2 separate regions of the Mus musculus genome follow, and region 2 is linked to region 1. The links are chromatin loops, found by intact Hi-C in ENCODE. Cell type or tissue: left cerebral cortex. All regions are shown on one strand. Links, peaks and the distances in the headings refer to the core of each region. The heading gives the core; the rest is flanking DNA.

Evidence for each region. Peaks named below come from ENCODE experiments on the same cell type or tissue, not always from the same donor. Only the 100,000 strongest peaks of a DNase experiment are listed, where the experiment ranks them.
Region 2: it touches region 1 in a loop (2.0-fold over the local background); 5 of 42 quality-filtered maps call a loop at or near these places.

Annotation. Positions count from the first base shown.
Region 1 is chr2:122,475,591-122,491,141 of GRCm38, forward strand. It overlaps Slc28a2b (solute carrier family 28 member 2b), which reads left to right and starts at 9,351. Exons shown (of 18, transcript NM_001085518.1): 1 at 9,351-10,500; 2 at 11,054-11,150; 3 at 11,254-11,345. The coding sequence starts at 11,070. In left cerebral cortex, for the core only: no CTCF peak of the experiment used is centred there; no DNase peak of the experiment used is centred there.
Region 2 is chr2:122,417,605-122,433,155 of GRCm38, forward strand. It overlaps Slc28a2 (solute carrier family 28 (sodium-coupled nucleoside transporter), member 2), which reads left to right and starts at 8,831. Exons shown (of 20, transcript NM_172980.4): 1 at 8,831-9,031. In left cerebral cortex, for the core only: no CTCF peak of the experiment used is centred there; no DNase peak of the experiment used is centred there.

The DNA of each region.
Region 1 (15,551 bases), core at 5,110-13,109:
TACAAAGAGATGTATAACTAAATTGATAGAGATATATTAAATTAAATGGGTATTTGGCTATAACTAAACTGGATCAGGTTGCCTGAGAGGTGGGAGGGGAATTCTCACTAGGGTTCAGGAGTTTGAGGTCAACCTAGGCAAACTAGTAAGTCTTTATCAGAAGAAAAACAGACTGAAGAAATGGGAGGAGGGGAGAGTGGAAGAGGGATGGGGAAGAAAGAGAACTGGGAGGGGAAAACAGGAGCAGAGAGAAAGGAATGAAGAGGGAAAAAGAAAGGATGGAGAGGGGGAAGTAGGGAAGGGAAGAAAAGGGAAAGGTTAGGGAGGAAGGGAAGTGTGGGAAAGAAGAGAGGAAGGGGAAAAATAGGTGAAAAGGTGAGAGGAGGAGACAGGAAGGATAGGGGAAGAAAGGGGAGGACCAATTGGCTCACTGTAGTGTTCATTGTACAGTCTCCTTGTGAGTCTTAACTGAGTTAGTCCATGTAAGGAGTAAGCTTAGTGGTCACTTAGTGGACTGCTTTCACTTCAGCTCAAATTAAAAGCTACTTAGGAACTCAAACCCACATTTAACAGAACTATGTCCCTTAATGGTGCTCAGTACCTGTGTGTCCATTTCAGGATTTCTTATTCCTATATTTTTTTTGCTTTTTGTTGTTTGGTTGGGGGATTTTTTATTGGTTTTTTTTTTATTTGTGTGGATGGGTGGATGCATAGATGTATGTATGTATTATGTATGTATGTATGTATGTATGTATGGGTGGATAGGTAGATGGATGGATATCTAGATGTATATGCACCCATGTACTCTTGAAAAGCAGAAATTGTCATTGGATGCCCAGAACTGGAGTTACAGGCAGGTAGTGTGAGCCTCCCAGTATGGACACTGGGAATTGAGCTCAGATCCTCTGGAGGAGAAGTAAATACTCCTAACTGCTGACCCATCTCTGCAGCCCCTTCTTGTTTGCTTCTTATCATTCTTCTACCCTAAGATTCATTTCCACAAAAAACAAACAAACAAACAAACAAACAAACACCACCTCCTGCCCAGGAGTAGCTACATAATCTCCAGGTCCTAGTATATAGAATGAAAACTATGGGCCTCCTGTCCAAATGTACAGAGTATTCCAAGACAGAATTAACAGAGCATTCAACCAAACACATGGACCCCTGAGAGTGGTCATGGGATGCTGCCCAGGTCACACATGACCTCATCCCTGCCCCTGTTTAACCTCCAGAGAAGTCCCTGCCCCTACCAGGAAGCTGTCAGTCATTTGTTAAACAGACAAAACCTCTAGAGTAGCCTCAATCACAGGAAAAACACACAGGCTAACCAGCCAACAAATCCATCACTGGGGCCTCTATGGGGTGCCTCCTGGAATGCTGTGCCCCAGGAACTTAGGCAACTGCTTTCTGGACAATGAATGATGAGAAAGACAGAAGAATTTGAGGACTCTCCTAAACAAAAGGAGGGATGAAGTCGAGTTAGACATCTGGACCTCTCTGGTACATTTGAGTCTCTCTAATGTGACTGGCCCCTTCTTCAGTTTTAAGGGTGGGTCTGTGGTGCTGATGCAATGGCACTGTCATGTCATCTTGCAATCTGTGGAGAAAATCCAGAACATGTATTGAAAGTGGAAGAATTATATGTGGAGGAAAGAGAAAGAAACAACCAACTGTAAAGTCCAACTTTCTTATCTTTGGCCAAGCAACTGTTACGTGGATGTACTATATGCTACTTAGTCACCGTTGGAGGAAGAGAACAAGTTTTGGAATCATCCTGATTTCAAGAAGATGATGTTCCATTACATCAGCACCAGCGGGATTGACTATTATCAATGGGTGTGGAACAGAGATTCTTCCAATAAAATGAGTCTTGAAGATACCAATTACAATGGCTGGGATAACACACGTCATCAAGATGCAGATGCCTGGTAGCATCACAGGATGTTACACACTCAGGCCCACAGTAAAATCGTCACACAACTCACTTAGTAAAGACAACAGGTATCCATCTCTCCCACCCTCACCTCCCATACATACTCCTGAATTTGCAAAACCTGGACTTATACCTGCTGGGCATGGTAGATCCCAGGAGAGTTCAAGGCCAGCCTGGGCAACATACTGAGATCTGAAACTCCCCTCTCTATCACAACAACAAATCAATTCATCTTCTTTCTTCCTTTTGCCCTGCTTGCTTCTGGGCTTCTCTCACCCCGACATTATTTTCTTCATCTGGCCTTGTGGGAATGCTAGACATGCATCCCTCCTGTGCTCTCACTGGGAGCTTCTAAAGAGTTTGTGAAGAGGAAAAGGAGACATGGAATGGAATGCAAAGGTAAGCATGTGGCGATGCATTTCTCCAGCAGAGGGTGATGGCTCACACATGCAATCTCAGCACCTAAGAGGCAGAGGCAGGAGGATCACCAGAGTTCAAGGCCTGGTCTGCATAGAGGTCTCAAGTCAGTCCGGATGTAGAGGACAGAGATAAAATGAGAATACAGCAACTCCTGAGGAGCCACAGTGTCTCTGTGGTGCTGGACCTTGTTGCTCTCCTGTCTCTTGCTTGTGATGGGATGGATGAGGCTTGGTAGGGTGGGACTGTGAGCATATTCATCCGTTCTAGAGATTTCTGCACCATCTTATGGGAGTTTAAGATCTTTGTTCCTAAAAGTTACTCTTCTTGAGAACCTTTGAGTTGAGTTACGATTCTATAAACCAGACTTCAGGCATTCCTTATTGACTTATAATTAGTTCTTTATTGATTTGGAGTTGGCTAATCACTTTCATGACTAGACTGTAAGGGGTACAAAATCTGAAAATATTGTTTTTGATTGACCAACTCCTGACCCTCCCACTGTGTGTTCTAACTGCATTCCTGTGGTGAAAATCTATCTCTGTTTGAAAACCAGGTTATCAGGATGCACTCCTTACCAAATACCTGGTCTTAAGTGTTTCAGAGCTTGAGCCCATGGGGTTGTTTGGTTTATTGTTTTACTATTAAGACACAAATGCAAAGATTTGAATCATGAAGCTCTGTGGGCAGAATGGCCCAATAACTATGAGGAGACAATTTAACTTCCTTGAGCCTCAATCTCTGCTTCTGTAAAATGGACGTGCCACCACCACCTATGACAGTAAGATAACTGGAGAAGTTGACTCAGTGGATAAAGATCCTTGCTACCAAGCCTGAGGACTTGAGTTCAGTCCCTGTGACTTACCTAGGTTAAAGAAAGAACACACTTCCACAACTAATCTTCTGACGTACACACACAAGACCCTACACCAACACACATAATTCTTTAAAAGTTAGTTGGAGACATTAAATTACAACAAATATCAAGGAAATAACAAACGAGTAGCCACTTTCAGTACGAGATGTCAGTAGTGATCACTTTCTTCTCACTTCCAGAACTGCTTCCCTCATTTACTTACGTTTCCTCACTTATTGCTACCCACGAATTTTTAGGAAGGCTAAAATTATTATTATAATTTTATAATATCCACCGATTATTATGGCAGTTTTCCAGTTCAAGCAAGGAGATGGAGTAATTTGCGGAAGTCATCCAGAGAGCAAATGACAATACTATTTGAGCCCAGAGTACTTGTTGCTAACTAGGAAGTCACTGCTCATTCTGCCTCAGGCCCCCATTCCTATGGCTTCCCTTCCTGCTCCAATATCACTTATTCTTTAAGACCCAACTCAAGATCCTCCCTTGCTCTGATTTCAGCCTTTGGGCTGCAGTCCAGTACCCTCAAGTACTGTCTTATTCTGTTGTCTGAGCTATTTATGCAACGATCATGTGATGTCGTTTTATTTCTTTCTAGTCTTGCTGTCTGTCATGTTGTCTTGTATTATACCCTAGAAGAAAAAAGTTTATTGTGATTTTAAGTTTTTAGTCACCTTGACATGATCCAGGGTCTTCTGAGAAGAGGATCCTCAATTGAAAGGGTCTGTATGCAAATTTGAGTCATTTTCTTGAACAATAATTGATATGGGAGGCTCTTCCCCAAGATGGATGGTGAAACTCCTGGGCAAGTAGTTCTTTTCTCTCTTTCTTTCTTTCTTTCTTTCTTTCTTTCTTTCTTTCTTTCTTTCTTTCTTTCTTTCTTTCTTTCTTTCTTTCTTTCTTTCTTTCTTTCTTTCTTCCTTCCTTCCTTCCTTCCTTCCTTCCTTCCTTCCTTCCTTCCTTCCTTCTTCTTTCTTTCTTTCTTTCTTTCTTTCTTTCTTTCTTTCTTTCTTTCTTTCACGTTACACCCAATCACTTCACTGCCCCCACTCCTGGTCACTCCCTCTCACAATCCCTCCCACCATCCCACCATGCCCTTCTCCTCTGAGAAGGTGCTCCCCCCTCAGGTATCCCCCTCACCCTGGCACATCAAGTCTCTGGGAGGCTAGATTCATCCTCTCCCACTGAGGCCAGACAAGCCCAGCTAGAAGAACACATCCCACGCACAGGCAACAGCTTTGGGACAGACCCTCCTCCAGTTGCTCAGGACCCACATATGTGCAGGGAGGCCTGGGTCCAGCCTGTGTATGCTCTTTGGTTGGTGGTTCAGCTTCCGAGAGCCCTAAGGGTCCAGGTTAGTTGACTCTGTTGGTCTCCCTGTGGAGTTCCAACCCCTTTCAGGGCCCTCAATCTTCCTCCCAACTCTTCTATAAGAGTCCCCAAGAATCTTCCATCCATTGTTTGGTTGTGGGTCTCTGCTTTTAGTCTGAGTCAGCTGCTAGGTGAAGCCTCTCCCATGCTCATGGATCAGTAGGACTAACGTAGTAAAAATGGCCATCTTCTAAAAGCAATCTCCAGGCAAGTAGTTCTTAATTATATAAGAGAGTAAGTAGTCTGAGTGACCCATGAAAGCAAGCCAGGAAGTAATATCTCTCCATGGCCTCTGTTTCAGTTTCTCCTTCTGGGTTCAGTCCTCTCTTCCCTTCATGGCACTCTGTAAGCTGAAATCTGAAGTGAGCCCTTTCCTCCTCCACTGCTCTTGGTCACTTCAGCAATAGAGAGCAAACAAGGATATTTAACTAATTGATTAATTAGTTAACTAATTAATTAATTTTTTAAAAAAGCAAAATGGCAATCTGAAAGGATTATTCAGAGCCAGGGATGTGGACCAGTGATGGAACATGCACTTAGTGTGCTCAAGACCCTCGCTTTGATCCCCAACATCAGAAAAAGCAAACATGTAGCAAGAACACTTACTCTTAGGAGTGAATCTTTGCTTAATCCTGAAACTGCAAATAAAATTTATTGAATATAAAATATTTTTAAAAATTGCATTTTCAGTGGCACATACCTGTAACCTCAGTTTTCAAGAGGCTAATGCAGGAGTATCACCATGAGTTTAAGGCTACATTGTACTGCATGCTAATGTTTAGAGCAACCTCAAAAACACCAAGAAGTGTATATCTGTAGCATCACTATCCCATTCTGGAGCAGATATGAAGGACAGTGGGGAAGGGAAATTTTCACAGTGGGCAGCATTTTGGGAAGGATATCTGGCCATGATCATGCAATTTGCTTGGAATAAAAATGATCAGATGTGGTATTATATACTGATGTTTATATACAGTTACAGGCAATGATTTGTCTGGATAGTCAGAGGCTTGGACATATGATTGTAAAATTGGAGTAAACAACATTTAGGGAAGGAGTGCCGCAGACCCTCTGGGTCCCTTTGTCTTTGTGGAACGAGTCTCTGGGGCAGGTGGGCAAGGCGTCAGTGGGTGACAGACAGACCAACATGTGAGATTGTGTAGAATCTGAATGTCTTTTTTCAGGTCGAGCATCAAACTTTTTATACCGAAGAAATAACAAGAAACCAGGCAAAATACAATCCACCAAGTTACAGTGATGCAATACAAAAAGAATGTATACATCAAAAGAAGGCAGGGACCAGGCTGCTGCCACAAAGATGGGAGCCAGGTGTAAACTAGTCTATTGTTAAACCCACCACCAGGGGTTCTGCACTAGCAGACCTTATCATGAATACTGCAATACCCCAACCCTCCTATTTCCTGGGTCTACAGAAGAATTTACCAACTTGCTTCTAATATGAAGCTTGCTATACCTAGCGGTAGAGAAGATCTCTGTCTCAGTGGGATTACCTAGCTCTATTATGGTATTCCCTTGTTTGGGTGAGATTTGCTACTGTCCTTAGTAAATATTTTGCAGACCAGCTCTGATCTACTGACTCTGTCTTTTGTAATGCTTACTTAGTTACTGAATAGGTAACTTCCTTACTGCATTCCTGCCAGATTCCAAGCTCCTCAATTCTGGGATCTTGGAACACTGGGGAGACTTAACTATATCAGAATTTAATCTTTAAAAGCAATTATAATAAAACACTAAAAGAGAGCTCATAGTTCCATACACCAGACTAACTCGGGAATAGGGTATGAGTATGGGTAAATGAGAACGCCAAAGCTCCAGGAGGCGAGTTTCCATGAAACTCTTTCTCATGAGTGCTTCCAGACTTTTCAGCTTGTCAAGCAGACTTGACTGGAGTGCATGGCAAAGAAGGATGTGGGGAGACCACCAAAATATTAAGATATTTGTGTCTTATATAGTTGCTCACCAAACCTAACATCAGCAGAGGATTTTAATAGCCAAATATATAGATTGTTCTGTGAGTGCTAATTCATCTCCTACTCCTCTATTATTGGCTCATGGGGCACATGAACATACTTGCCATGGTGCACATAAGTTCAACAGCATGAACTCCTTATTACCAAGGCTGTAACTCTGTGTCCTGATATCATGACATGCTGCAGTATGAGCTGCTAGAAGCTAGGTGATAGGTGGACTGTATCAGTTCACTTCTATAGTAAAGAATGGCAGTGATTTGTTCCCACTTTAAGAGATACTTCTTCTGGTGATGGATTTGCCTTTCCTGAAGGTCAATGATTCAGACAAAGTACAATTTTTTGGATTAATAAGAGCTTTTGTAGTATTCCACATATTGTTTCTGACCAAAGAACTCACTTCATATACATAAAGAAGTACAATGATGGGGTTATTAGTTACACTTCTATTGCTGTGATGAAATACCATGACCAGAAGTAACTTAAAAGAAATAAAGTTTATTTTTACTATGGTTGTAGAGAGCTACATCCAGAATGGCAGGGTTGGCATGGTATCAGACAGGCATGGCAGCAGGAACAGGGAGCTGGGAGCTCACATAGCAATCACACACAGGAAGCAGAGAGAAGCAGGAAATTGGGTGAGGCTGTAAGCCCTCAAATACCAGCCTTGAGATGTACTTCCTTCAGTAAGGCTGAACCTAGACATTCTATGATCTCTCCAAACTGCACCACCAGCTGTTGGTCCTTTTTGAAATGCACAAACCTATGAGGAACATTTCTCATTCAAACCACCATGTTCTCCATCAGCTTGAAGCAACTGATTTGAATAAATGGTAGGATGGCTTTTTTTTTTGTTCATTTGTTTTTTGTTTTGTTTGTTTGTTTGTTTTTGAGACAGGGTTTCTCTGTGTAGCCCTGGCTGTCCTGGAACTCACTTTGTAGACCAGGCTGGCCTTGACTCAGAAATCTGCCTGCCTCTGCCTCCCAAAAGTGCTGGGATTAAAGGCATGTGCCACCACCAACCAGCAAAATGGCTTTTTTTAAAGACATAGATACAGTGCAGGAAAATGAATAGGAACAGAAACTATACTGAGGTTCTCAGTTCTCCCTCAAGGTGGATCCTGTCTTCCAACATTTATATATGTACATTTATGTGGAAGTAACAGTGTAGATCCCAGGAAAGTAAAAAGGATCACATGATAAAGGGGAAAAGGTAATCTTTAGTGGAAGTAGAATGTCTGTGATGGAAAGGGGAATGATGGGAGTGTGAGGTGTAGGAGGTGTGGCCAGGACACAGAGGAGAGGAGTCAACACAAACTAAGGATGCTTGAAAACACCACATGGAAACATGAGTCCTGATAGGAAACAAACATAAAGTAAACAGTTTAAATAGACGAACCTCCAGTAGGTAGAAAAAGTTGTTAAGTAACTCCGAGTCTTGGGTTGTTTAATGAAAACCTGTGTCAGGGATGAGATTCTTCCTCGAGGGTTGTTGGTTAGGGAGTCTCACGGGAGGGGGCAAGACCTGTCTCTGCTACTGTTTGCTCACCAGGACTAGGTAGCAAAACCAGATTGCTGAAGATGCCCCATCTTTTGATCACAAGACATAGAAAACCAAGCTAGTACTTTGCTGGAAATCTCTTCCTTGTTGGCTATCTCTCCCAAAGCCAGAAGGTGCTATGCAGGCTGTTGGGGGAGAATTGTTATTCACACTCTTACTTAGCTGTGGACCCTGTGCACAACAATACTGACAGACTAGATAAGATAAACCCACCAGTACAATAGTGGTTGGGGTTAGGTTTTGTGTCAACCACCAGGAAGGAATTCACAGTTAAAGGCCTGTGGTTGGGAGGTTATGTTTCCCAATAGGGAAGTACTGCAGTTGCTGTGCTAGATGGACATGATGTTCCCATTAAGCTGAGTCCTAATAACTGTTTATGTTCAGGGGATAGGAGTTATCTGCTTGGGTCAGCGAGATTTCTTTCCACACTGGTCAGTGGTGTCTGAAGAGATACAACTGCTCAATGTACTCAAAACAAGTGACCACTTATTTATTGTCCAGCAATAAATGAGACATCTATTAAGTCACATACAAGACTCAGTGAGTATCACAGAAAGAGGGTGGGAAGAATCTCTGAGATGGAGGAAGGGTGTTGGTGATGTTGGTGATGCTGGTCGGGTGATGACTTCTGGGAAAGATATGACTGCTGCACTCTTTGACTCACCATAGCTATGATTACATATGCCAGACGAGTATAACATTAGTCCTGTACGGTCAATATTCTATATAGGGAACAAGAGATACTTGTTGATCACACCCCTTTCTGAGGGTTTATTTATGGTAGTTGGTGGATGATAGGGAAAGGAGACAACTCTTCTTCAGGTATAAATGTTGGCAAGGAGCTCATGACCCTGTAAAGAAACCTTAATGAAATTCTCTGGGTTGTTAAAAGAAAACAAAATTGAGACCTAGAAGTAGAGGAGTGGCTAGTTTGGAAGAGAAGGAGCATTGTTGGGAGTAGAAGGAGACAGAAGAGGATAGTAGGGCTGAATAGGATCAAAGTTCATTATGCACACATGAAAATATAATAACTTCCATCCTCTGTAATTGATTTATGTTAATAAGAACATATCTCTGGTTCTACCTTGAAAAAAGATGCAGTTATATAGCTAGCAAGCTGGCAGCAGGCTGGAATTCTGAGGTTTCTAGAAGGTCCATTGTGATCAAATCAGTGCCCAATATATGGTTTCTCCCATTACTCAGGCTTCACAGGTCCAGGATGGAGATGTGGAAATGGAAAAGGTACCTCATCAGCATCGCCATTGAGCCACCAGCTAAACTTTTGCTTTATGACCCAAAAGCTTATGCTCTGTTGGCCTAGAAGTTTTGACCCCAGAAGTGGGGGTGCTTTGGTCTGGAGATATCCCACTGAACTGGAAGCTAAGACTACTCTCTATCCACATTGGAAGCAACCATAGAGTTAGGAGGGGTGGTTGACCCAGACCAAATGAAATTGAACTCTTTCCCTACAATGGAGGTAAGGAACATCATATCAAACACAAGAGATCTGCACTGTGATTAAAGCCAAGGGAAACTACAACAACTCAACCCAGGTAGGATGATACATAACCCAGACCCTTCAAGAGTGAAGGCATTGGTCACTTCTCCAAGTAAAGGACCAAGAATGCCCGATGTGCTTGCTGAGGGTGGAGGGACTAAGGAATCGGTGTAGAAGATAGTTATAACTCCAGGTAAGGCTACGAAATCTGTTATAGAAATGGGGATTGTTAGTGCCAAGAATGTTTCTGTCCCAATTGTGTTCAGACTATGTTTGAGTAGATAGATGCATTTATTAAGAAAATATCTGTATTTTTATTCCTTTTGTGTTCCTTTATCCAGTAATGTAATGACTGAGATGCTATCAGTCGTTAAATGTTCTTAAATTTATCTTGTCATAGTTAAGGCATAGGACAATAAAAGACCACATTCCTCCAGGGACCTTGCCAATTTTCTGAGGAAAATACAGTGCATTTTCACTGGTAGTGAGATAACTATATAGCATTGGTCTCAAGTCAGAAACACGTTTTGAAGAAGCTCCTCCCCTAGAGTGGGTAGCCCTTCTCAGTGGTAACCACCTACATAAAAGAAGTCTTCTGGGGGAAACTCTGCTGTTTGCTGGCCTGCTTCACTTCCTGCTGCTGGTGAGGGTGTTAATCCTTGCTGCAGCTGTGCATCCTCACTGACATCAGACTCCAGTGTCTCCGGGATCCAGTGGACATTGAAGATCGGTAGCTCTCCAGGAGTCTTCAAAGCACCAGGTTTGGAAGTGCTGAGGCTTCTGACTTTGTAACCTGAACAACTCCCAGGTTCCAGCCATTGTTGGACTGGGCTGTGTGGACCCATCCAGCACACTGTAAGTCATTCTTGGAAGCCCTCTCTTAGATACACACTCTATGTGTTCTTTTCCTTGGAGAACCTTATCTAAACAATCTGTTGATCTGTTGTTTTCCCCAACCCCCCAGCAATGCTGGGCACCCAGCACTTCATCAGCTATCATTTTCTCTCTCAATCTTTTCTGCATAGCTCAGTGGGGCCTGCTGTAGAAAAAAGATAAAGAACAATGCTATATGACCCTTGGTTTGAGAGAGTAAGTGGGTTATATTTCAACCCAGGTCCTGGGGCTCTGGGAGGCCCAATGATTCATTAAAGTTCCTCCCAGACTTCTTGTCTGTCATATTGCCTCTTTCCCATAATCATTTACAACAAGAAATCAAATTCTGCCTTTTGTTATATATCATATTAATCTCTTCATAATCTTTCTACTTCTTATTCTTAATGGAAGCATAAGACTTCTTAGAGAGGCCAGTTTTGTGTTTTCTGAGAGGATATGTCCATAAAACTTCTCCTTTGCCCCACATTACTGAATGACAAATCAGCCAGTGTTAGCCTTGAGTTTTGTTTTTCAGCAGGTGATAACAGGAGATGGAGAAGTCAGAGGGAAGAAAGTCTGTTTCCCAGGCCAGAGTGGAGAATGGCATGGAGAACCCAGGTCTCGAGCTCATGGTAATTCAGTATGGTGGCTGCTGTGTGGCTCTGGTTGCTTTCTCAGTCTCTAGATCCCCTGAGAGGACTGCATGGCTTATCTCATATTTACCTGTGCTTGTAGGAAGGTGGAAATCTTGCGCAAAGAAACACACTAGAGGAAGTGACACAGGGACTCAGCCTGGAGGATGGCTTGGGTCATTCCTCTCTCTGGAGGTAAGGGTGCTCTGGATTCCAGCTTAGTTATCAACCAAGAACCTGTGGGTGGGGGGCAGGGAAGAAAAGTGCCTGAGAACAGATCAAAGCTACTCATTCTTAGATTGCTTAACTCACAGTCAGGACCAGGATCACTGCATGTTACTACATAAGCATGTGTATTTTATAGAATTAACTGAATGTCAGCCCATGACTTAGACAATCCCATCAGTGCCTGCCGGGGCAACACTAAGAAAAGAATAGCAAAGGCAACAACATTCAATGGATAACATTGATTGAGCACTACTTTGATGAACAGAGTACATTTTTGTAGACACAAAATGTCGTCCTTTTGTTAGCAGTTTAACAGTTAATAATGTAAATTCTATGGTCAGTCTGCTTAGAGCCATAGCTGAACTTGGCCCAGGAATGTCCTGGTTCGTTTGTTTTGTTTTGTTTTTCTTGTTTGGGTTTGGATCTTTGCTGTTCTCTTCTTTTTCTTTCTTCTCTTTGCTTTTTGATAAAATGTTACTAAGCAGTTATAGCTGGCTTGGTACTCATTTATAAGCTAGGGTGCCCCGTTGGATTTACTGATATGCTCTTGCCTCAAACTCCTGAGGGCTGGGATTAAATTCTTGCTGTTAAGTACATGAGTGGAATTTCATGCTAGTCTAGTATTACACAACTGTCAACTCTGTACCTTGAAGGCTGATACAGGAAGATGAGTTCTGGTCTTAATGAGTGTAAGAATAGCCTGGATGCTCTTTCACCCCTCACCCCCCATCAAAGTTACTTTTTCCTCTTTAAGCATAATTTAGACATGAATGTTATTGATATTTTTTGCTTACCTGCCAAGGATGATTACCACTTGGCACACTAGTGTGCTGATCTGAGACCTCCACCATCCCACACAGCAGGACTAATGATCCTCAAGGGCTTGAACTCTTTATTTTTGTATGTGAGTGCACTGTCGCTTCTTCAGACACAACAGAAGATGGCATCAGATCCCATTATAGATGAGTGTGAGTCACCATGTGGTTCCTGGAATTGAACTCAGGACCTTTGGAAGAGTAATCAGTGCTCTTATCCACTGAGCCATCTCTCCAGCCCACGTTTGAACTCTTTAAATTCTTGTAGAGCTTCCCACTTCCCACTCAGGCTTATTCTCCTCTCCTTCTGAACATGCCTTGCTCGTCATCCACTGCGATAGGTGCGGGACTTATGCCCTCAGTCTCCTGTTCCTCAGTTATTCAAATAGCACCTATAATTTTCCTTGCAAAAGAAATAAACCCAAGGGCTCAGCCTGAAATGGGCATGGGCATAGTCATGAGATAGAATCGCTTTCCTTGGAAAACTCCACTGCCTGTCAGAACAAATGCTACCTCCAACTTGAGGAGAGATGAGTTCTGCGGGAAGAAGCTGAGGGCAGGTTAGAAAACCCACTGTGTAGGTTCTTCATGTCTGCCTGTCCATGTACTTATTTATGTATCTATATATCAATGTATCTATGTGTTTATCTATGTGTCTATCTATATATCTATGTATTTATGTATATATGTATCTGTTATTTATGTACCTATGTATTTATGTATATATCTATTGATGTATATATGTATCTATCATCTATGTATCTATCTATGTATCTATTTATCCATATATCTATCTATCTATTGGGACATTCTTATTCTGTCACTTAGGCTGGCCTCAAATCTCTTCTGGGCTCAGCTGGGCATACAGCTGTGACTCACCACACCTAGCTTGGTACTTTGTTTCTTTAGATTTTTGGTATTGCTCCTCCACAACACAGTAAAGATCAAATACTGGCTATCTTCTGTGAGGGCTGTATCAAGCAAAGGTGTGGGTGTTTTGTGGAGGAAAGTCCTCTCCCAGACAACACATCTACGGAGACTCGGTAGTGGCTATGTTCTGGTTTAGGTCCTTTCTCATTGTATTTAGAGTGAGATGCTTTAAAACTAGCTATTTCCAGCTCCTCATAGCTATCACCTCTGATTTAAACATGCTGGCCTTCTCTGATAGACTTTGCTCTGGCTTACTCCTTTCTTGGCTTTACACACTGGTTATTAGCCTCTGTTTGTGTGTGAGACACAGTTGCCATTCTCCTTTGGATGCTTTGTAAATTTCTCTATTTGCTATGCAACAAGATCATCCAGCTCTTAAGTTCAAAAGCAGTTGTGTAAAATCAATAATTCATTTGAGCTAGCATAGAATAGCTGTCAGCCTAGATTGGGCAGGCTCTCGAGCTATCTTAACTTATATCACAGCCATGTGTCCCTTGTCACTTGCTGTTTCTCATGGCCATATGCTCATGGTTCAACTCCTCTCATGGTGGCCTCTTGGGGAGGAAGGAAGAGGAAGAAAGAAGAAGGTGCCATGGCATAGATGCGTTGTCAACACATGGCCGTGAGGACTGGCCAGTTGGAGTAGGAGCAGCTCAGGGAGAACATGTCAAGTGCTATCTCAGGGTCATTGACAAGGAAGTAGACAAAATAGCATAGAGGGTTGATATCTTCCCAGCTCTAGTGATTTGAGGCTTATTGTAAATATGAAGGTTTCTTTCTTTTATTTGGGAACTAAATGATCTAAGGTGGGGTAGAAACCTCCAAACACAGTTGTGTACATAACTTTAGCTATGAAAACTGGCACTTCAGATGATGGATTTGTGGTTAGAAGATAGGGACCTAATCCTCTGCCTGTGACTTATTTTTACAATGCCAGAGCATGTCCTCTATTGTTTTGTAGAAGCTTGTCCAACTGGTATTTAACTGGGTGTAAAATAAGACCTTTGACCTTTTGAAAGGGTCTAGACACCTGTGCTGGGCAGTCCTCACTATTTTCTCACACCATCAGTTGATTCTGAGTCGACTCCTTCAGTTCCTGCTTTTATTTCTTTCTTCAAGCAGGAGTAGTAAACACTCAGCTGGGGCTTCACTGCCTGCATTCACTGGAGCTGGATTGTCTGAAAGCTGCCTCATGTTCTCCACAGCTTGAGCTGAGTGAATGAACAGCTAAAGGAAGAGCTCCAGGTTCTGGGAGTGACACAGAGCTCTGTCTGCCTCCCGAAGTTAGGACACTTTCTACATCTTGCCAATAGTTTTACTAAGAAAGCTTTTGGATTGTTTGCTGCTGGATGTGGTGACCACCAAAGTCCTGTTTAGCTAGAGCTTCTGACCATGCTGGACCATTTGTCTTCCACCCACCACGTGGGGATGGGGGCAGAAAGCCTGTGGGAGGGCTGTCCTCCCATACAGACACTTGGAGGTAGAGGCACAGTGCCAATGTTCACTCACCTAGCAGTTAAACGTCTCAATTCACTTTCTACTTACAGGACTGATACAAGTGCTCAAACCGTACCATCATGTAGGTAAGAGCTTGGTTCTGTTAGCAAGGTGCTGGACCAGGCAAGATACAGAGTTCACGGACCCTTGTGTGTGTGCTTCTGTGACTGCTTGTTTAGTTTAAAAGGTTGCATTGTTTTTTCTCTTTTTCTTTTGGATGTATAGTCCATCGTTGTTTTTGTTTTTGGTTTTTTTTTTTCTTTTTCATACTCAGTTCCAACCTGGTTTTCTAGGATTCCATTTTTCATGGGTTTTGCAAATATTTAGGTGATTTCTGAAGTACTTGGAACTTCCCAGGAAATGGTGGTTTGTGGTGAGGAGGTGAAACCCTAAGCCTGTGCTTTCTATTGACTCTTAGACTCAAGCATGTCCCCTCCTCTTTTGCAGTGGCTTTGCCCAACAGGTATTTAATTGGGCATAGTTTTTTTTATATATATAGTGAAAACATTATATTATAACATGCTTTTCCAAATCAAATTATTAAAATTAATATTTAAGTTTAAACATAGTCTTTAAACTCTACATGCATACTTTTGACTGGCTAAACTACACGTTAAACGCCTCGATACATTCTACTCACAGTTCAGACTTTGAAACACAAACGATCTATTAATAGAGCTACTACAGGACAGATTTGAATTAGAGGTCTTAGGTCATTTTTAAGCTCACTTTCAGAGCACAGATCATTAACAATTATTTCTGCATTGTATTCACAAACACTGATATAATTTGTACATTTATATTAAAACAAATACAATGTTTAAAAATGAACGTGTATTAAAGTAGTTTAACTGATACTGTAGGTTTTATTGCAATCTGCTCATTAAATGTAATTGGGCATAGTTTTAAGCCAGCTTCACTGTGTGAATTA
Region 2 (15,551 bases), core at 3,960-11,959, 59 kb before region 1:
GCTACTTGAGGGAGCAGAGCAGAGAGAGAATGGAGACAGTCTTACTGGGATAGTTGTACAGCAACAGGTTACAGAGAGAGATTAAGCTAGACACAGGTGAAGACAGAGCCAGAAGACTAGAACAAATTGCCAAAAGTTAGTATAAGGTTAAATGGAGCAATTCAGGAGAGGGAGGGAGGGAGGGAGGGAGGAAGAGAGAGAGAGAGAGAGGGAGAGAGAGAGAGAGAGAGGCAGAGAGACACAGACACACGCACACACAGACACACACACACACACAGAGACAGACAGACAGAGACACAGACAGGGACACAGACAGGGACACAGACAGAGACAGAGACAGAGACAGAGACAGAGACAGAGACAGAGACACAGACACAGACACAGACACAGACACAGACACAGACACAGACACAGACACAGACACAGACACAGACACAGACACATAGAGAGAACATTGAATCAGCCAACTTGGAGAAGAGTTTGAGGCAGAACAGCCTAGTCAAACCAGCTAGGCAGAGTTCAGAAAGAACTAGAAAGGGGTGAGTTTATTCAGCAGCAAGTTTCAGGGGCTGAAAATATTCTTGGTCTAGATTAGATTGTACAGATGTTAGAAGCTTCCCAGACTAGGCCTTGAGAGACCGACTGTTCAGTGTTCAAGAGTATTGGCTATCTTCTAGAGGACCCAAGTTCTGTTCCCAGCTCCCACATCACGGCTCACAACCATTTATAAATTCCAGTCCCAGGGGATCTGACATCTGTGGCTTTTGTGGAAACCAGACACATACACATTCTTTAGTGAGTTTTACTTCCAGGTTGTAATTACTATGTTTTCCTGTTGTTGGGAAGGTTTGTGTAATCTAAGTCCAATGGGCAGTCCTTGGTTCATAACTCCAAAGATAATTTTATGATTCATAGTCATATGCATCTGACCCAACTTCCCATCTCAACTGATCAGGGAGAAGAAAGGTCTACATGGCAATTAACCAAGGTTGAAAGTATTTCCCCAAACACACAGCACAGTAAAGGCTTGACTCATGTAAACAGTTGCACCACCTAATTAATCATGGCATTCCCAGAAGCAAAATAGATTAGGTTTCAACTACGTTTTTGCTTGATCTCTATAAGCAAAGGAACTTCAGAGAAGGCAAAGAAAAGTTACATTGAATTACAGTAAAGTTACACTGAATTACTTCAATAGAGAATCAAGGTCCCCTCAATTAATTTTCAATCTTGAGTCAGTTACAGACATAGATCCCCTCAGATGAGAGGAAGGCCAGGCCTCCTTGAGGCAGAACCTCCTACAATACCAGAAAGTTTATAGTATTTATGAAGGTAACATCACATTGGAGAAAAGTAGGCGATCAGACTTCCTCTTACCCAGGAGACACAGCCTCTGAATTGACATTGATTTCAGAAGGTTGCAGGCAGGGCAGTGCCCAGAGTCAAAGAAGAGGCTTATGAGAGTCAGGCCATTGATAGAGGTTGTTTTTTTTGTTTTTGTTTTTGTTTTTTGTTTTTTGAGGCAGGGTTTCTCTGTATAGCCCTGGCTGTCCTGAAACTCACTTTGGAGAGCAGGCTGGCCTCCAAAGATATAGGGTGAACTCAAAAATCTGCCTGCTTCTGCCTCAAATGTTTAGCCAAAGTCTGACTCACACTGGGTCCAGTGGCTCCCTATACTTATCCTATGGTTATTTTCCCAGTTCCAGAATGCATACTTGGGATAGATACATTTAAATGTTGGCAGAGTCCTCACATTGGTAACCTGATCTATGGTTGGGAAGGCCAAATGCAAGTGAATAGAGCTGCCCTAGTCAGGGAAAATAATGAGTCAAAACCAGTGTGCAAAGCCCAGAGGATTACAGAAGTTTGTGCCACCATTGAGGACTTGGAAGATATAGGGTGATGGTTCTCCCCACATCTCCTACTGGCCTGTGTAAAAGACACAGGGAACATAGAGGATGACAGCTGTTCACCACAAACTTAATTAAGCACTGACTACATTTGCCACTGCTGTTCTAGATGTGGCTTCATTCTCTCAGTAGACAAGCATATTCCTGGCACTTGGTATGAAAACATTGACCTAGCAAGTGCTTTTTTTTTTTCTTGATACTTTATTTTAAGAGTTCACTAATTCTGTAGCCTGGTGTCCTAACTTAGTTTGCAATAATCTTGATCACTAGTATCTTCCACAGTGATCATACTGGTCTATTTTACTGAGGATGTTATGTCTTTCAGACCAAGAAAGAGGTGAGTGACACCACTTTGGACTTGTTGGTAAAGCATATGTACATCAGATGATGAGAAAGAAACTGGACCAAAATGTAAAGATCTTTTACAACAGTGGAATTTTTAGAAGTCCAGTAGTGTGGGACAGACAGAGCTATTTCTTTTTCTTTTTCTTAAAGATTTGTTTATTTATTTTATGAATATGAGTACAGTGGTGCTGTCTTCAGACACACCAGAAGAGGGCACCAGATCTCATTAGAGATGGTTGTGAGCCACCATGTGGTTGCTGGGAATTGAACTCAGGACCTCTGGAAGAACAGTCAGTGCTCTTAACTGCTGAGATATCTCTCCAGCCCCAACAGAGCTATTTCTTAGAAGGTGAATGAGAGGTTGTGACATTTGGTCCCTCCCACAACCTAGAAAGAATCATGCTGCCTTCTGGTCCTTTTGGATTTGGAGGCAGCCTATTCCTCAGTCAGGTGTGTTACTCCAACACATATACCAAGTGTCTCAAAAGGCTGCTGGCTTTAAGTAGGACCTGGAATAAGAGTTTTTTTGTTTTTGTTTTTGTTTTTGTCTTTTTGAGACAGGGTTTCTCTGTATAGCCCTGGCTGTCCTGGAAATCACTTTGTAGACCAGGCTGGCCTTGAACTCAGAAATCTGCCTGCCTCTCCCTCCCGAGTGCTGGGATTAAAGGCATGCGCCACCACTCCTGGCTGTTTTTTGTGTTTTTTTTAAACTTCTTTTTTTGTTTTTTGTTTTTTGTTTTTTTGTTTTTGTTTTTGTTTGTTTGTTTTTTTTAAACACATCCAGGCCACTGTGCAGGATGCTAGGGCAATTGTGCTTATGACCAGCAGACCTGATGGAGCTTGAGGTGTCAGTGGCAGACAGGGATATTGTTTGAGGTGTTTGGCAGGACTCCGTAGGAGTATCCCAATGGAGGTTCTTGGAATTTTGGTGACAAGTCCTACTGTCAGCTGCCTGTCAAGTCCTGCATGGATGCAGAAGGGACTTTGTGACACAGTACCCACTCCTGGAGCAAAGACAACAGGGTATGGCCTCCACCAGTACTGACAGGTGCTAGGCATGAAGCTTGTTTTTATACCATACATATTTTCATGTTCCTCCTTCAGGGAATGCTCTCCCTGTTAAGGTTAATGACTCCATTATAATTAGAAACAGCATGAGTCCAGGAGGCAAGAATGTATTCTTCAGCAAAACAGTAAATACTGTGTGACCTTCAAGACAGCCCTTAAGGCTGTGGAAAAGAACTCTGAAAACATGGGTTCAAGACTATATAACTTCTTAATTATGCAAAATATAAGAGCACAATATGAATTTTATGAGGGGCTTCATGGGCCTAAAACAAACAAACAAACAACAAAGGCAGCTGCACTAATGAGCCAGCTCATCAGAAATATATGAGGCAGGTATATTTCTGAGTTCAAGGTCAGCCTGGTACAGAGCAAATTTAGGTCCAGTCATAGTGGGAATGGTGATCCCAGAGCTTGATGTCACCCAGCTAGCTTATGGTGTGTGCTTACAAAGGTAGGTGGATCTCTAATTCATTTGCTTTGTTAAAAATTGTATTTGTTGTCTTTTCCTAAGAATCAAGGGGCTCAGGTCATAAAACTCTGATTCATGGAATACTCAAAAGGGAACCTGGGGTAAGGATTTAATTGATATGTAAATAAAGACTGGGATTTGGTCTATAAGAGCTGAACTATCTAGATGAGTAATCCAGAGAGCTGTCTCTCCAGCAGAAGACAGAGTTTTCTGCTTGCACCCTTCACTGACTTCAAGTCATTTCTTCTCCTGCTCCCAAACACCCCCTCCTCAGGAGCCCCTCTCCAAGACAAAAGGGGTAATCCTTGGCATGTGCTGATAGCCATTCTCCCTTTGAGAAGCATCTCTCTTTTTTTTAATTAGGTATTTTACTCATTTAGATTTCCAATGCTATCCCAAAAGTCCCCCATACCCTCCCCCCCATCCCCCTACCTACCCTCTCCCACTTTTTGGCCCTGGCGTTCCCCTGTACTGGGGCATATAAAGTTTGCAAGTCAATGGGGCTCTCTTTTCAGTGATGGCCCATAGGCCATCTTTTGATACATATGCAGCTAGAATCAAGAGCTCCGAGGTACTGGTTAGTTGATAATGTTGTTCCACCTATAGGGTTGCAGATCCCTTTAGCTCCTTGGGTACTTTCTCTAGCTCCTCCATTGGGAGCCCTGTGATCCATCCACTTCTGTGTTTGCTAGGCCCTGGCGTAGTCTCACTAGAGACAGCTATATCTGGGTCCTAGAGAAGCATCTCTTGATCTGCTATTCTGCCTTACTTAGTGGAAAATGAGCATTTGACAATGATCTACAAAATTATCATGTGACATGATGGGCTGTCAGTCAAGAGCTGTGTGCTACCTGATCCACCAAACTGCCTCATTGGACATTCACAGCAGCAATACACTATATAGATGACTGGATCTAAGCAGATGCACAGTGCACAGTGAAGTTACATGAATAAGTTGACAAAGCCTGTGTACTACTAACAGTATGCCTTCTGTCTCCAAGCATGCACCTTAGGTCTTATTGGATGTGATTTATGATTGATTGCGAAACAGAAGCTTATGGCCTGCTTTACAGATGGTTCTGAATGCTCTGCAGAGTCTTCCCAGAAGTAGTGCCTGTAGCATCACTGTTCTATCCTGTAGAAGACATGAAAGACACTGGGAAAGGGAAATCTTCTCAGTGGACATAATTTTGGAGAGCAAACATGGTCTTGATCACATACTTTTTTTGGTGTAAAAATGATCATATGTGGTATTATATACTGATGTTTATATACTGTTGTAGGTAATGATTTGTTTGGATAGTCAGAGACTTGGATATGTTATTGGAAAATCAGAGTGAGTGACATTTAGGGAAGAAGTATGTGGGTAGACCACTCCAAATATGAGGATATTTGTGTCTCATATAGTTGCTCACCAAGCTTAGCATCAGCAGAGGATTTTAATAGCTAAATATATAGGTGGACTGGTGAGTTTTAATTCATCTTCTACTCCTTCTCTATTATTGGCTCATGGGGCACATGACCATACTTGCCATGGTGGCACAGATGGGAGGTACACATGGGTTCAACAGCATGGACTTCTTTTCACCAAGACTGACCTGGTGCAGTTGCTGCTCGGTGTTAAATCTGGCAACTACAGAGACTAACTCTGAGTTCCTGGTAACATGCCATTCTGTTGCATGACCAGTCAGAAGCTAGGTGATAGGTGGACTGCATCAGTTCACTTCTATAGTAAAGAATGGCAGTGATTTGTTCCCATTTTAAGAGATACTTCTTCTGGTGATGGATTAGCCTTTCCTGAAGGTCAATGATTCAGACAAAGTACAGTTTTTTGGATTAATAAGAGCTTTTGTAGTATTCCACATATTGTTTCTGACCAAAGAATTCACTTCATATACATAAAGAAGTACAATGATGGGGTTATTAGTTACACTTCTATTGTTGTGATAAAATACCATGACCAGAAGTAACTTAAAAGAAATAAAGTTTATTTTTACTTATGGTTACAGAGAGCTACATCCAGAATGGCAGGGTTGGCATGGTATCAGACAGGCATGGCAGCAGGAACAGGGAGCTGGGAGCTCACATAGCAATCACACACAGGGAGCAGAGAGAAACAGGAAATTGGGTGGGGGTGTAAGCCCTCAAATACCAGCCTTGAGATGTACTTCCTTCAGTAAGGCTGGACCTAGACATTCTATGATCTCTCCAAACTGCACCACCAGCTGTTGGTCGTTGTTGAAATGCACAAACCCATGAGGAACATTTCTCATTCAAACCACCATGTTCTTCATCAGCATGAAGCAACTGACTTGAATAAATGGTAGGATGGCTTTTTTAAAGACATAGATACAGTGCAGGAAAATTAATAGGAACAGAAACTATATTGAGGTAACTGAACCTCAACTCTCCCTCAAGGTGGATCCTGTTTTCCAACCTTTATATATGTACATTTATGTGAAAGTAACTGTGCAGATCCCAGAAAACTAGAAAGGAATGCATGATAAAGGAGGAAACAGAATCTTTAGTGGAAGTAGACTGTTTGTGATATGAAACTGTAATGGGGAATGCTGGGAGTGGAGAGGTGTGAGGAGGTATGGCCAGGACACAGAGGAGAGGAGTCAACACAAACTAAGGATGCTTGAAAACACCACACGGAAACATGAGTCTTGATAGGGGAACAAACATAAAATAAACAGTTTAAATAGACGAACCTCCAGTAGGTAGAAAAAGCTGTCCAGTAACCCCGAGTCCTGGGTTTTTTTTTTTTCTGGGTTGTTTAATAAAAACCTGTGTCAGGAATGAGATTCTTTCCTATGGGTTGTTGGTCAGGGAGTCTCACGGGAGGGGGCAAGAGCTGTCTCTGGTACTGTTTGCTCACCAGGACTAGGTAGCAAAACCAGATTGCTGAAGATGCCCCATCTTTTGATCACAAGACAGAAAACCAAGCTAGAACTTGGCTAGAAATCTCTTTCTTGCTGGCTATCTCTCGCAAAGCCAGAAGGTGATATGCAGGCTTTTGGGGGAGAAGTGTTATCAGTATTCTTACTTAGATGTGGACCCTGTGCTCAACAATTATGACAGACTAGATAAGATAAACCCACCAGTACAACCAACAGAAAGGGATGCTCATCCAAAAAGGCTTTGGTTGGGAGGTTATGTTTCCCAATAGGGAAGTACTGCTGCTGCTGTGCTAGATGGACATGATGTTCCCATTAAGTTGAGTCCTAATAACTGTTTATGTTCAGGGGATAGGAGTTATCTGCTTGGGTCAGTGAAATTTCTTTGCACAGTGGTCAGTGGTGTCTGAAGAGATAAAACTGCTCAATATACTCAGAAAACGTACCACTTATTTATTGTCCAGCAATAAATAAGACATCTATTAAGTCACATACAAGTCTCAGTGAGTATCACAGAAAGAAGGTGGGAAAACTGTCTTACATGGAGGAAGGGAGTTGGTGATGTTGGTTGGGTGATGACTTCTGGGAAAGATATGACTGCTGCACTCTTGGACTGACCGTAGCTATGATTACGTATGCAAGACATGTATAACATTAGTCCTATACTGTCAATATTCTATTTAGGGAACAAGAGATACTTGTTGATCCCACCCCTTCCTGAGGGTTTATTTATGGTAGTTGGTGGTTGATAGGGAAATGAGACAACTCTACTTCAGGTATAGATGTTGGCAAGGTGCTCATGACCCTGTAAAGAAACCTTAATGAAATTCTCTGGGTTGTTAAAAAAAAACAAAAAACAAAAAACAAAATTGAGACCTAAAAGTAGAGGAGTCGCTAGTTTGGAAGAGAAGGACAATTAATGGGAGTAGAAGGAGACAGAAGAGGATAGTAGGGCTGAATAGGAATAAAGTGCATTATGCACATGCATGAAAATGTCATAATGATTTCCATCCTCTGTTTGTAATTGATTTATGTTAATAAGAACATATCTCTGGTTCTACCTTGAAAAAAATGCAGTTATATAGCCAGCAAACTGGCTGCAGGCTGGAATGCTGGGGTTCTCCAGAAGGTGCAGTGTGCTCAAATCAGTGCCCAATATATGGTTTCTCCCATTACTCAGGCTTCACAGGTCCAGGATGGAGATGTGGAAATGGAAATGGCACCTCATCAGCATCCCCATTGAGCCACCAGCCAAACTTTTGCTTTATGTTCCCACAAGCTTATGCTCTGTTGGTCTAGAAGTCTTGATTTCAGAAGGGGGGTGCTTTGGCCAGGAAGCATAGGGGACATCCCACTGAACTGGAAGCTAAGACTACTCTCTAGCCACTTTGGAAGCAACAATACAGTTAGGAGGGGTGGTTGACCCAGACCAAAGGGAAATTGGACTCCTTCCCCACAATGGAGGTAAGGAAGATCATATCAAATGCAAGAGATCTGCACTGTGATTAAAGCCAATGGGAAACTACAACAACTCAACCCAGGTAGGATGATACATAACCCAGACCCTTCAAGAGTGAAGGCATTGGTCACTTCTCCAAGTAAAGGACCAAGAATGCCTGATGTGCTTGCTGAGGGTGGAGGGACTAGGAAATGGGTGTAGAAGATAGTTATAACTCCAGGTAAGGTTATGAAATCTGTTATAGAAATGGGGATTGTTAGTGCCAAGAATGTTTCTGTCCCAATTGTGTTCAGACTATGTTTGAATAGATAGATGCATTTATTAATCAAATATCTGTGTTTTCGTTCCTTTTGTGTTCCTTTATCCAGTAATGTAATGACTGAGATGCTATCAGTCGTTAAATGTTCTTAAATTTATCTTGTCATAGTTAAGCCATAGGACAATAAAAGACCACATTCCTCCAGGGACCTTGCCAATTTTCTGAGGAAAATACAGTGCATTTTCACTGGTAGTGAGATAACTATATAGCATTGGTCTCAAGTAAGAAACACATTTCAAAGAAGCTCCTCCCCTAGAGGTGGCCCTTTTCAGTGGTAACCACCTACATAAAAGGAAGTCTTCTGGGGGAAACTCTGCTGTTTGCTGGCCTGCTTCACTTCCTGCTGCTGGTGAGGGTGTTAATCCTTGCTGCAGCTGTGCATCCTCGCTGACATCAGACTCCAGTGTCTCCGGGATCCAGTGGACATTGAAGATCGGTAGCTCTCCAGGAGTCTTCAAAGCACCAGGTTTGGAAGTGCTGAGGCTTCTGGCTTTGTAACCTGAACAGCTCCCAGGTTCCAGCCATTGTTGAACTGGGCTGTGTGGACCCATCCAGCACACTGTAAGTCATTCTTGGAAGCCCTCTCTTATATATCCACTCTATGTTGGAGAACCCTACCTAAAACAATCTGTTGATCTGTTGTTTTCCCCAACCCCCCAGCAATGCTGGGCACCCAGCACTTCATCAGCTATCATTTTCTCTCTCAATCTTTTCTGCATAGCTCAGTGGGGCCTGCTGTAGAAAAAAGATAAAGAACAATGCTATATGACCCTTGGTTTGAGAGAGTAAGTGGGTTATATTTCAACCCAGGTCCTGGGGCTCTGGGAGGGCCAACGATTCATTCCAGGTCCTCCCACACTTCTTGTCTGTCATATTGCCTCTTTCCCATAATCATTTACAACAAGAAAGCAAATTTTGCCTTTCGTTATTTATCATATTAATCTGTTGACAATCTTTCTACTTCTTATTCTTAATGGAAGCATCAGTCTTCTTGGACAGGTCAGTTTTGTGTTTTCTGAGAAGAGACAGCCATAAAACTTCTCCTTTGCCCCACATGACTGAATGGCAAATCAGCCAGAGTTAGCCTTGAGTTTGTTTTTCAGCAGGTGATAACAGGAGATGGAGAAGTCAGAGGGAAGAAAATCTGTTTTCCAGGCCACAGTGGAGAATGGCATGGAGAACCCAGGTCTCGAGCTCATGGTAATTCAGTATGGTGGCTGCTGTGCGGCTCTGGTTGCTTTCTCAGTCTCTAGATCCCCTGAGAGGACTGCACAGCTGATCTCATATTTACCTGTGCTTGTAGGAAGGTGTAAATCTTGAGCAAAGATACACCCTGGAGGAAGTGACACAGGTACTCAGTCTGGAGGATGGCTTGGGTCATTCCTCTTTCTGGAGGTAAGGGTGGTCTGGATTCCAGCTTAGTTAGCCACCAAGAAACTGGGGGCGGGGGCAGGGAAGAAAAGTGACTGAGAACAGATCCAAGCTACTCATTCTTAGATTGCTTAACTCACAGATAGGACCAGGATCACTGCATGTTACTACATAAGCATGTGTATTTTATAGAATTAACTGAATGTCAGCCCATGACTTAGACAAGCCCATCAGTGCCTGCTGGGACAACATTAAGAAAAGAATAGCAAAGGCAATAACAGTAAATGGCTAACATTGATTGAGCACTACTATGATGAACAAAGTACATTTTTGTAGACACAAAATTTCATCCTTTTGTTAGCAGTTTAACAGTCACTAATGTAAATTCTATGGTCAGTCTGCTTAGAGCCATAGCTGAACTCGGCCCAGGAGTGTCCTGGTTCGTTTGTTTTGTTTTGTTTTTCTTGTTTGGGTTTGGATCTTTTCTTTTTCTTCTTTTTTTTTTCTTCTCTTTGCTTTTTGATACAATGTTACTACTTAGTTATAGCTGGCTTGGTACTCATTTATAAGCTAGGGTGCCCCGTTGGATTTACTGGTATGCTCTTGCCTCAAACTCCTGAGGGCTGGGATTAAATTCTTGCTGTTAAGTACATGAGTAGAATTTCATCCTGGTCTAGTGTTACACACCTGTCAACTCTGTACCTTGAAGGCTGATACAGGAAGATGAGTTCTGGTCTTAATGAGTGTAAGAATAGCCTGGGAAGTATAGTAAGATGCTCTTTCACCCCTCCCCCCATCAAAGTTTCTTTTTCCTCTTTAAGCACAATTTAGACATGAATGTTATTGATATTTTTTGCTTACCTGCCAAGGATGATTGCCACTTGGCACACTAGTGTGCTGATCTGAGACCTCCACCATCACACAGCAGGACTGATGATTCTCAAGGGCTTGAATTCTTTATTTAATATATGTGAGTGCACTGTCGCTGTCTTCAGACACAACAGAAGATGGCATCAGATCCCATTACAGATGGTTGTTTGTCACCATGTGTTTTCTGGGAATTGAACTCAGGACGTTTGGAAGAGTAATCAGTGTTCTTAACCACTGAGCCATCTCTCCAGCCCATGCTTGCACTCTTTAAATTCTAGTTGAGCTTTCCATTTCCCACTCAGGCTTAATGTCCTCTCCTTCTGAAGATGCTGTGCTTGTCATCCACTGCGATAGATGTGGGACTTAAGCCCTCATTCTCCTGTTTCCCTGTTATTCAAATAGCACCTATAATTTTCCTTGCAAAAGAAATAAACCCAGGGGCACAGCCTGAAATGGGCATGAGGCATAGTCATGAGATAGAATCACTTTTCTTGGAAAACTCCACTGCCTGTCAGAACAAATGCTACCTCCAACTTGAGGAGAGATGAGTTCTGGAGGAAGAAGCTGAGGGTAGGTTGGAAAACCCACTGTGTAGGTTCTTCATGTCTGCCTGTCCATCTACTTATTTATGTATCTATATATTGATGTATCTATGTGTTTATCTATGTATCTATCTATGTATCTAGTATTTATGTACCTATATACTTATGTATATATCTATATATCTATTGATGTATATACGTCTCTATCATCTACCAATTTATCTATGTATCCTTCTATCTATCTCTCTATTGGGACATTCTTATTCTGTCACTCAGGCTGGCCTCAAAACTTTTCTGGGCTCAGCTGGGCATACAGCTGTGACTCATCTCACCTAGCTTGGTACTTTGTTTCTTTAGACTTTTGGTATTACTCCTCCACAACACAGTAAAGATCAAATACTGGCTATCTTCTGTGAGGGCTGTATCAAGTAAGGATGTGGGTGTTTTGTGGAGGAAAGTCTTCTCCCAGACAACACACCTACGGAGACTCGGTAGTGGCTATGTTCTGGTTTAGGTCCTTTCTTATTGTATTTGGAGTGAGATGCTTTAGAACTAGTTATTTCCAGCTCCTCATAGCTATCACCTCTGATTTAAATATGCTGGCCTTCTCTGATAGACTTTGCCCTGGCTTACTCCTTTTTTGGCTTTACACACTGGTTATTAGCCTCTGTTTGTGTGTGAGGCACAGTTGCCATTCTCCTTGTATGTATGTGTAAATTTCTCTATTCTCTATGCAACAAGATAATCCAGCTCTTAGGTTCAAAACCAGTTGTGTAAAAAGAATAACTCATTTGAGCTAGCACAGAATATCTGTCAGCTGTGAGAGGGCTGTCCTCCCATACAGACACTTGGAGGTAGAGGCACAGTGCCAGTGTTCACTCACCTAGCAGTTAAACGTCTCAATTCAATTTCTACTTATAGCACTGATACAACTGCTCAAACCGTACCATCATGTAGGTAAGAGCTTGGTTCTGTTAGCAAGATGCTGGACCAGGCGAGATACAGAGTTCACGGACCCTTGTGTGTGTGCTTCTGTGACTGCTTGTTTAGTTTAAAAGGTTGCATTGTTTTTTCTTTTTCTTTTGGATGTATAGTCCATCATTTTTTTTTCTTTTTCATACTCAGTTCCAACCTGGTTTTCTAGGATTCCATTGTTCATGGGTTTTGCAAATATTTAGGTGATTTCTGAAGTACTTGGAACTTCCCAGGAAATGGTGGTTTGTGGTGAGGAGGTGAAACCCTAAGCTTGTGCTTTCTATTGACGCTTAGACTCAAGCATGTCCCCTCCTCTTTTGCAGTGGCTTTGCCCAACAGGTATTTAATTGGGTTTCACCGTGTGAATTAGGAAACAGGTAGCATATTTATTTATTTACTTTTTAAAATATTTATCTATTTATTTATTATATGTAAGTACACTGTAGCTGTCTTCAGACACACCAGAAGAGGGCATCAGCTCCTTTTTTTTTTTTTTTTTTTTTTTGGGTTTTCGAGACAAGGTTTCTCTGTATAGTCCTGGCTGTCCTGGAACTCACTTTGTAGACCAGGCTGGCCTTGAACTCAGAAATCTGCCTGCCTCTGCCTCTCGAGTGCTGGGATTAAAGGCGAGTGCCACGATGCCCGGCTAGCATCAGCTCTTATTAAGGATGCTTGTGAGCCACCATGTCGTTGCTGGGATTTGAACTCAGGACCTTCGGAAGAACAGTCAGTGTTCTTAATCTCTGAGCCATCTCTCCAGCCCCAGGTAGCATATTTAAACTAGAATAACCAGAAGAGAGTTTACTCATAAAGAGGCCATTATGTGCAAATAAAGTATAATGACAGGTGTGTGAAAATACCATAATAAAACCCAATACTGACCTAAAAATAGAATTAAGAAAAAACAAAAAGAATGGCTAGAGAGGTGGCTCAGTGGTTAAGTACATCACTGCTCTTTCAGAGGACTCACCATCAGTACCTAGAGGCCACATCCAGTGGCTTACATCTATCTGTGATCTTAACTCCATAAGCTCTGGGGTTTCCTCTGGACTCTGCATGCACAATTCTCACCTCCACAAATATACATGTAACAATAACAAACAAAGATGGACATTTGAAAATGTTATGAAGTAGAGCTGAGTCACGGGAAGGATGGTACTTGATCTAAGGTTTGAAACAGTGAACACAATCTATTTCTAGACCAGAAGGGTATTGTGCAACAGAACCTGGTAGTATAGTCAGATCAGAATCCCTCCCTGCTTAGATGTGAACTTTATGTATTGTGAGCTCTTGTGAGGTCCCATTGGCAGAAACTCACTAGACAAGCCAAGGGGTTTGGAGCTCAGTGGTATATCCTCACAGATTGAACTCCCAGGATCTAAGCAGGGTGGAGTGAGGACCTGGAGGAGCAAATAAAAGACCTGGAACTCATGGGAAGTCTAGAGTCAAATTGCTCTGTATACTTTGTGAGTGATATTCAGACTGCAAGCGCAGCCATCTTCATGGTTATTAGAGGATCACTTCTGTCAGGTACTGACACTGTAAACTTTCTGACTCATTACTTTTCTCCTGAGCACAGATGGTGTCAGAGGCCTTGAGATCCCAAATTTCCTACTGAAGTGATGGGTTTAGACAATCCAAGGGTGATAAGAACAGTTTTGCTCTCTCTTTTACTTCCCTGTATCTGAGCAGGTACACCCTGTTGAGGCAAGTCAGGGTTAGTCAGTGAAGGGTGCAAGTAGAAAACTCTGTCTTCTGCTCGAGAGACAGCTCTCTGAATTACTCATCTAGATAGTTCAGCTCTTACAGACCAAATTCAAGTCTTTATTTACATATCAATTAAATCCTTACCCCAGGTTCCCTTTGAGTATTCCATGAATCAGAGTTTTATGACCTGAGCCCCTTGATTCTTAGGAAAAGACAACAAATACATTTTTTAACAAAGCAAATTAATTAGAGATCCACCTACCTTTGTAAGCACAGACCATAAGTTAGCTGGGTGAGATCCAGCTCTGAGATCACCATTCCCACCATGCCTGGACCTAAATTTGCTCTGTCCCAGGCTAACCTTGAACTCAGAAATCTACTTGCCTTATATCTTTCTGACGAGCTGGCTCATTAGTGCAGCTGCCTTTGTTTTTTTGTTTGTTTGTTTGTTTTAGGTCCATGAAGCCCCTCATAAAATTCATATTGTGCTCTTATATTTTGCATAATTAAGAAGTTATATAGTCTTGAACCCATATTTTCAGAGTTCTTTTCCACAGCCTTAAGGGCTGTCTTGAAGGTCACACAGTATTTACTATTTTGCTGAAGAATACATTCTTGCCTCCTGGACTCATGCTGTTTCTAATTATAATGGAGTTATTAACCTTAACAGGGAGAGCATTCCCTGAAGGAGGAACATGAAAATATGTATGGTATAAAAACAAGCTTCATGCCTAGCAGCTGTCAGCACTGGTGGAGGCCATACCCTATTGGCTCTGCTCCAGGAGTGGGTACTGTGTCACAAAGTCCCTTCTGCATCCATGCAGGACTTGACAGGCAGCTGACAGTAGGACTTTTCACCAAAATTCCAAGAACCTTGCGAAAGAGAAGACTATGGCCTGCTTTACAGATGGTTCTGAATGCTCTGCAGAGTCTACCCAGAAGTAGGTACATGTAACATCACTGTCTTATCCTGCAGAAGACATGAAAGACACTGGAAAAGGGAAATCTTCTCAGTGGGCATAATTTTGGAGAGCAAACATGGTCTTGATCATATGCTTTTCTTGGTGTAAAAATGATCATATGTGGTATCATATACTGATGTTTATATACTGTTGTAGGTAATGATTTGTCTGGATAGTCAGAGACTTGGATATGTGATTGGAAAATTAGAATGAGTGACATTTAGGGAAGGAGTATGTGGGCAGACCACTCCAAATATGAAGATATTTGTGTCTCATTTAGTTGATCACCAATACTTGCATCAGCCAAGGATTTTAATAGCCAAATATATAGGTTGACTGGTGAGTGCTAATTCATTTCCTATTCCTTCCTCATTATTGGCTCATGGGGCACATGACCATACTTGCCATGGTGGCACAGATGGGAGGTGCACATGGGTTCAACAGCATGGACTTCTTTTCACCAAGACTGACCTGGTGCAGTTGCTGCTCGGTGTTAAATCTGGCAACTATAGAGACTATCTCTGTGTTCCTGGTATCATGCCATTCTGTAGCATGATGAGCCAGAAGCTAGGTGATAGGTGGATTGCATCAGTTCACTTCTATAGTAAAGAATGGTGACCAATCCCTTCCGGTCCACTCCAACACTGGGGTGCC